Regions from separate parts of the Homo sapiens genome. Here region 2 is linked to region 1. Evidence: chromatin contacts called from ENCODE Hi-C or POLR2A ChIA-PET data. All regions are on one chromosome and are shown on one strand. Each heading gives the region's core, a stretch centred on a gene start or an enhancer-like site at or near the end of the contact. The rest is flanking DNA. Distances are from core to core; before and after follow the strand shown.

What was found. Hi-C counts contacts between places; a loop is a spot of excess contacts on that map. ChIA-PET counts read pairs that join two places held with the same protein, here RNA polymerase II (POLR2A). Pooled maps may share reads with other maps.
Region 2: a map with no recorded cell type shows a loop between it and region 1 (7-fold over the local background). The contact joins the promoter of MEX3B here to the promoter of CTSH in region 1. A Hi-C loop is called at or near these places in 2 of 37 single-sample maps with no recorded cell type and 4 of 50 pooled maps. POLR2A ChIA-PET finds 5 or more read pairs at or near these places in 1 of 52 experiments (GM12878).

Annotation. Positions count from the first base shown.
Region 1 is chr15:78,943,175-78,946,940 of GRCh38, reverse strand. CTSH (cathepsin H) reads left to right here and starts at 1,895. Exons shown (of 12, transcript NM_004390.5): 1 at 1,895-2,050. The coding sequence starts at 1,960. RefSeq lists silencers at 1,693-2,042, 2,480-2,774 and enhancers at 1,625-2,163, 2,164-2,702, 3,163-3,212, 3,643-3,692.
Region 2 is chr15:82,044,391-82,048,156 of GRCh38, reverse strand. MEX3B (mex-3 RNA binding family member B) reads left to right here and starts at 2,139. Exons shown (of 2, transcript NM_032246.6): 1 at 2,139-2,707; 2 at 3,544-3,766. The coding sequence starts at 2,452. RefSeq lists silencers at 890-1,209, 2,060-2,359 and an enhancer at 890-1,836.

The DNA.
Region 1 (3,766 bases), core at 646-3,145:
GAGGATCTCCTGAGCCTGGGAGGCCAAGGCTGCAGTGAACTGTGATGATGCCACTGAACTCCAACCTGGGTGGCAAGAGAGCCAGGCCCTGTCTCAAAATAAATAAATAAAAATTTAAAAATGAAGAGACAGAGAAAGAGCAAGCCCAGAGCAGAGAGCACTGCAGTAGGTCAAGGCTGGGTTCAGACACTCTCTGCGCACAGACTGGGAAAGTTACCATCTACTCTTGTGGCCTCAGTTTCCTCATCTGTAAAATGGGGGGTCAACAACATGCCACTTTGCAAGGTGATGATGTAAGTGAAGAACAGGGCATCACTGGGCATTTGAGGCTACGGCACAGGCTGGTCTGAATCACCCTCTCCTCACCCAAAGCAGTGACAGCACCGGCCTCCTCAGCCTGGAACGCACGTTCTTCTGTCTGTCTCACACCCAGACCCTTACATACCATCTTCTTTAGCTTTGCAAACTACAGAGAATGGCCCTACAGCTCTTAATGTAGCTTCCTCAGCAGAAAGACTAAAATGTCTGTTGAGGGGGCAAAACAATTCACAAGGAGGTCGTCTAGCTTCTTCAGTTGTAAGTCCACTCCAAGCAAAAGGGAAGCCAGGGAAATGTGGTTAACCAGGGCAGGGAGACGTGGGGAGTGTGGGGGAAAGTCTGAGGTGGAGACACACAGGGACATGGGGGGTATGAGGTGGGGACAGGCAGGGAGATGGGGGTGCAAGGTGGAGACACGCAGGGACATGAGGGGGTGTGAGGTGGGGACAGGCAGGAAGATGGGAGGTGCAAGGCGGGGACAGGCAGGGACATAGGGGTGTGAGGTGGGGAAATGCAGGAAGATGGGGGGATGTGAGGTGGGGACTGGCAGGGATATGGGGGTGTGAGGTGGGGACAGGCAGAGACATGGGGGTGTGAGGTGGGGACAGGCAGGGACATAGGGGTATGGTGGGGATAGGCAGGGAGATGGGGGGTGCGAGGTGGGGACAGGAAGGGACATAAGGCTGTGAGGTGGAGACAGGCAGGGACATGGGGGGTGTGAGGTGGGGACAGGCAGGGAGATGGGGGGTGCGAGGTGGGGACAAGCAGGGACATGGGGAGTGCGAGGTGGGGACAGGCAGGGACGTGGGGCGTGCGAGGTGGGGACAGGCAGGGACATAAGGGTGTGAGGTGGAGACAGGCAGGGACATGGGGAGTCTGAGGTGGGGACAGGCAGGGAGATGGGGGGTGTGAGTTGGGGACAGGCAGGGAGATGGGGGGGTGCGAGGTGGGGATAAGCAGGGACATGGGGGTGCGAGGTGGGGACAGGCAGGGACATGGGGGTGGGAGGTGGGGACAGGCAGGGACATAGGGGGTGGGAGGTGGGCACATTCAGGGAGATGGGGGTGTGAGGTGGAGACAGGCAGGGACATAGGGGGAGCGAGGTGGGGACAGGCAGGGAGATGGAGGGTGCAAGGTGAAGACAGGCAGGGACATGGTGTGAGGTGGGGACAGGAAGGGACATGAGGGGTGCGAGTTGGGGATAGGCAGGGAGATGGGGGGGTGCGAGGTGGGGACACGCAGGGAGATGGGGGACGTGGGGATGGCGACAGGCTGGGAGAGGGAGAGGCCAGGCTGAGACCTCCCCGCGCGGTGCCAGCCAGTCCAGGCAGATCCAGGACTCAGCCAGGCCTGATACCCAGATAAGCCCTTCCTCCCAGAGGAGATAAGGGAGCGACGCGGCCGGCCGACAGGTGAACTAGAGCTGGCGAGTTAGTCGGCGCCGCCCCCTCCCGCGAGCCCGGCCTCGGGGGAGTACCGCCCACCCCGCCCCGCGCTCGCTCCGCCCCGCGCTCGCTCCGCCCCTTCGCGCTCCCGCCGCTCCTCCACGCTCGTGCCGCTCCCCCCCCGCGCTCCCAGTTGACGCTCTGGGCCGCCACCTCCGCGGACCCTGAGCGCAAGAGCCAAGCCGCCAGCGCTGCGATGTGGGCCACGCTGCCGCTGCTCTGCGCCGGGGCCTGGCTCCTGGGAGTCCCCGTCTGCGGTGCCGCCGAACTGTGCGTGAACTCCTTAGGTACGCAGAGGGCGCGCCGCCCGAGAGGGTGCTAGCAGGCCCTAGAGTGGACGCTGGGAGAACTTGGCCAGGGGCGCACTGGGCTCCGGAGGAACGGGGCAGAGCTTTCCCCGGTGAGAGGCCAGGAACTCTGCGTGCTGGCACGGGGAGGGGTAAACTGCATTATAGGCGGGGGTTCTCGGAGGGTGGGCGGCTTGTAGGACCAGAGGAGCAGATGGGCTGAGTGTCCAGGGTCCCACCTAGCCAGGTGGCTCTCCAGCCTAGAATACCAAAGGAGCCCGCAGCTCCTTCCGCCTTCCTCAACTGGGGACACAGAGTGTCACACAGAGGACTCTGATCTGTCCCTGCCAGAGGTGAGCAAGGACGTCCCAGCCTTCTCTAGCAGCTTCCCCCGGGACTTGGCACACAGGGGATCCCCGTAGTGTCTTGGGAGTCCCATCTGTAGAGTAGGTTGGACGGGCTGTTTGGAACAGTGAATCCCTGTGCAACGGCACCAGGGAAAGCACTCAGACCAACAGCGCTTTTAACAGCACCCCAGGGCCCATGGCGTCAGGTGGAGCCCCAGGACTCCTCTTGTTGGCCAGATTGGCTGCGACTGGTCCAGCTTCGTGCTGCCCTTGCATCCTGTCTACTGCCCGGGCTCAGGCACCTCCCCTGGCTGAAGGCAAGGAGCCTGCTCTTCCCTACTGCCTCCCTCCTTTCCTACTGTCCCTGGTCCCAGCCTCAGCCCACAGGCTCTGAACTTAAAGACCACCTGCCCCCTTCACCGAGAAAAGTAGCCAAGAAACAACCCAAGGAGCCAAGAACCTAGGGAGGGGGGGTGCCCTGAGCTCTGGAGGAACGGGACAGGGCTTTCCCCCAGCTAGAGGCTCAGGGGATGGGACAGAGATCACTGAGGCTGAATCTGGGCCAGAGGGTTGCCTCATTCCTTCCCACCTATTTATTTAAAAAGCTCCCCAGCCTTGCAAACCTCAGTGGGCGCCCAGCTCCAGGTCAGTTCCCGCCTAAGGAAAACCTAGCTGCCGCAAGCGAGGGCTGCCTGGAGAAGGCTGGCGCTGAGAGGCTGTCTGAATTCCAGAGCAGGGCTTGGCAAACTTTTTCTGTGAAAGACCAGACGGTAAATAACTTAGGCTTTATGGTGGTCTCTGTAGCAACTACTAACTCTGCCATGGTAGTGTGATAGCAACCATAGATTGTATGTAAGTGAGTCAGTGTAACTGGGTTCTAATAAATGATTTTTATGGCCACTGAAATTTCAGTTTCAAGGGATTTTTGGGTGCTACGAAATATGTTTCTTCTAACCATTTAAAATTGTAAGAAACCGTTTGTAGCCCAGGAGCTGTACTAAAACAGGAGTCAGGGACCGGCTGCGGTGGCTCACACCTGTAATCTCAGCAATTTGGGAGACCGAGGCAGTCGGATCACTTTAGGTCAGGAGTTCGAGAGCAGCCTGGCCAACATGGTGAAACCCTGTCTCTACTAAAAATACAAAAATTAGCTGGGTGTGGTAGCCAGGTGCCTGTAATCCCAGGTACTCAGGAGGCTGGGGCAGGAGAATCGCTTGAAACTGAGAGGTGGCGATCACTCCAGCCTGGGTGACAGAGTAAGACTCCATCTAAAACAAACAAACAAACAAACAGGGGAATACTGTACTTTCCTGAAACCTGCTGTAAATCCAGGCAAGGTATTATGGCACTTTTAAAGTCCTGACTAGAT
Region 2 (3,766 bases), core at 890-3,389, 3.1 Mb before region 1:
CCCTCATTCCCAAGTTAGTTGGATTCCAAGTCCATAAACCGGGTCAAAAGAATACAGTAATTTCCTACTGGAGCTCTAAGTGGTGGTTTTCACGGAGGACTCGGCACCATCCTCCCACCTGCCTCCTCCCATCGAACATTCCTTTTTAAGAAAAACACACACCAGGCTCCGGGAAGCTGACGTAAACATCCTGAGGAAATAACCACTGTAAGTGGCTTCTAAACCCATTTCCCCAAGGAAATAATCAGCACCTCTTTCCCAAGACAGCTCCAGGTAAGCAAGCGGTGAAGGGAGCTGCACCACCGCGTTCTCAAAAGTAAAGGCGCTTGCGGAACTGTCTACTGATTTGTAAGCGCGCGCCCATCCACTGTCGCATTTAATCTTCCGAACGACCCACGAGGTGGTAAAGGCGGGGATTATTTTCTTCATTTTACGGGTGAGAAACCGAGGCCCACAGCGCTCGTTCCTGTAGCCGGGGTCAGGCAGGGCACACCTAGGGGAGCCTCTGCCTTCGAGCCCCGGGACCGCCCCGCGGCACCACGAGATCTCCCCAGTCAGCCCGTGTGCGGCTGCGGCCGCATGGCCTCATTGTTTTGGGAAGACGTCCCTCTGTGAGGATCTTGGGCGACTCTATGAACCGCGGGCCCAGCCGCTCTGCGGAACGATCCGCAGCGGGACGCAAAGGGCGCGGCGAGCCCGGCGGCTCCCGGAACAAAGGACAGCAGAGCGCGCGGGGCCCGAAGGGGCGTCCGCCCTAGTGGGCGGCGGAGGGGGATGCGCGCGGAGAGGACCAGCGCGCACCGCCCCGGCCCGCCCCTCAAATCCTCCTTCCTTCTCTCTCGCACTCGGAGACGGTCCCTGGGAGATCCGGGAGGGGGCGCAGCTCGCCGTCCTCGCCGGCAAGTGCCGTCGCAACCTCCCTCTGCCGCCACCCCCACCCCGAGAAGCGCACAAAGAGCGGCCGGGCAGGGAGCGCTCACCTCCCGTCGGGGCGGGGCCGCGGGCGGGGCCGGCGCGCGCTCCGCAGCGCCCGCCTTAAAGGGCCCGCCCGCTCCTCGCGCGCACTGCGCATGCTCGGCCGCGGGGCACGGAGGGGAGGGATGGGAACAGCGGGCGCGCACGCCCGCGCCGCCCGCTGGCGCTGTGGCCTGCGTCCCCGCGGTGGCGGCGCGGCGCTCGTGCGCGTGTCAGAACCCGCAGGGTCTCGGCCCGGGCGCCGGGCGTGTGCTGGACACTGGTGCCATGCATTCCAGAGGTCGCCAGCGGCCGGGCGGGCCGAGCTCGCGCGGCAGCCAGCTTTTAGCTTTCCCATCCTCAGTTTCAGGGCCAGTTGGGCGAAGTGCTGCCCAAGGAGACAGAAATGCAGGCGCGGGCGCGCGCGCGCGCGGTTGCCAGTGTGGGCGGGCGTGTGCTTTTGTGTCTCGTGCGCTCCCGCGCAGGTGGACAACCCGCGCCGGGAGTCACTCTGCCCGTGCGCCCCAAGACCTGGAGTCCCGTTTTCCGTGTCGGAGGGCTCGGGTCGCCCTTTTGGGCGGACTACAGACTCTTCTCACAGAGGAAGCTTTGGCTCCACGGATGGTTTATTTGGAGCCACTAACGGGACTTCCTGAGGACCGCTCTTTTAGAGCCCGGCTCCAGGCATCAGAGTTGGGCGCGTTTTCTTTTCTCAGTCAGGCGAGGGAGGAGACTTAGGGACAATGATTGTCCTCGGCTGATAGGTACATCCAAGTGTCCCGAGCCTGCCAGTCCCGCATTAGACAACAAAGAGAGGCGTTAGCGGCGGCGGGGGAGGGGCGCGGCCGGGAGGAGGACGGGGCGGGCTGCGGCGAGCGCGGGGGTGGGGGGTGGCGCTCTCTCTCCGCTCGCTCAACCCGCGGCCTCCTCCCGCCCCCGGCCTGGCGCGCGCCAATCGCCTCCCCCAGCGATAGTGTCAGTAGCATTGTGGTGTCAGCTCCCGCCTGTGACGTTGCGCCTCCCTCGTCCCCCTCCGGAGTCGTCTGGCTGCAGAGGCTCAGTCAAGAGGCGGGGAGGAGAGGAGGAAAAAGCGCTGAGTGAGGGCGGGCGGGCGGGCGGGAGGGAGGGAGTGGAGGAGCCGGGGAGGGGCTCCTTAAAGAAACGCTTCTGTCGCTCGCCTGCTCGCTTTTCGCTCGGCATTGCGGCCAGCCAGCCGGGCACTCGGGGGGCACGCGCGGCCACCGCTAGAGCTCTGCCCCCACCCCACCCGCCAGCAGGTCTGGGGTGGGGACCCAGGTGGGGGCTCCTGCAGCCACTGCCCGGTGCGGACCGCACGGAGCGACCCACTCCTCCCAGCACCGAGGAAGAAGCAACGGAGCCCTCAGCAGGCGACCGGCCTCCCCGCCCCTGACCACCCGCTTCCCGGCTGCCTTTGTGGCCGCAGCTTCTCGCCGCCGAGCCGAGGGCCGGCGGGGGCGCGGCGCGCACGGCCGAGCGATGCCCAGCTCGCTGTTCGCAGACCTGGAGCGCAACGGCAGCGGCGGCGGCGGCGGCGGCAGCAGCGGAGGGGGAGAGACCCTGGATGACCAAAGAGCCCTGCAGCTCGCGCTCGACCAGCTCTCCCTGCTGGGGCTGGACAGTGACGAGGGCGCCTCTCTGTACGACAGCGAGCCGCGCAAGAAGAGCGTGAACATGACCGAGTGCGTGCCAGTACCCAGTTCTGAGCATGTCGCCGAGATCGTGGGGCGGCAAGGTAGGTCGAGGAGGGATGGGGAGGTGGGTGGGGGTGGTGTAGGGTCTCAGGCCACTGCCTCGAGGGGAAGGCGTGTTCAGTATCGGGATCCGCGGCGTGGGGTGCCTTGGGGAGAGAGGAAGAGCCGCGCGATGGGCCGGCGCCCCAGACAAAGAAAGTGCAGGCAGGCTGTCTCCCGGAGCCGCGCCGCTGCCCTGGCGGGATGCACTTTCTTCTGCTAAAATCACTGCCTTCTCCCCTAACGCCCCCCAACCAGCCCACCTCCAGAAAGACAATTTAAATGTAAGATGCTTGGGGGAGGGGGCCTTTGATCAGTCCTTTGGGAGGAGGAAGGAGGAGGAGTGAGCATAGGATGGGAGGAGGATTCTGGATTTCTGCAAAGCGGAATGGAGCCCAGAGGAGGAACAATGGGTCCCGGGACTCACACCCCACCCCCTACCCCCAGTCGACCAGCGCTGAGGCATCGCGACTTCAGCTGCCTTCCCCGAGCCCCTTCCCCGTGTCTTCAGAGCTGACGGCGCGCCCAGCTGGATCCCAGCGGCATCTCCCCAGATGACTTTTCTGGGATTCTCGGGTTTGGTTCGGGACGACTGCAGTCACTGGGGGAGGGCCAGGCAGCCAATGGGCTGTTCCTCGAGCGCCTCGCGGGTGGGATCCGCTGCCCAGCCCGTGGCGCGGCCCGAGGTCAGTGAGGGAGACGCCCCCTTTCCGCCCATCTCTTGTCCTGCCGTCTCGCTGTCCTGGACGCGGGCTGTCCCCGGTCCCCGCGGTTACCCCAGGATAATGGGCGTGTCTGTCTCTCTCTCCCACTCCCTCCTCCGCACCCTGGTTCGTAGGTTGTAAAATCAAAGCGCTGCGGGCGAAGACCAATACTTACATCAAGACCCCAGTTCGCGGGGAGGAGCCTGTCTTTGTTGTGACGGGCAGGAAGGAGGATGTGGCCATGGCTCGGAGGGAGATCATCTCTGCTGCCGAGCACTTCTCCATGATCCGCGCCTCCCGGAATAAGAACACGGCACTCAACGGCGCGGTGCCTGGGCCGCCCAACCTGCCCGGGCA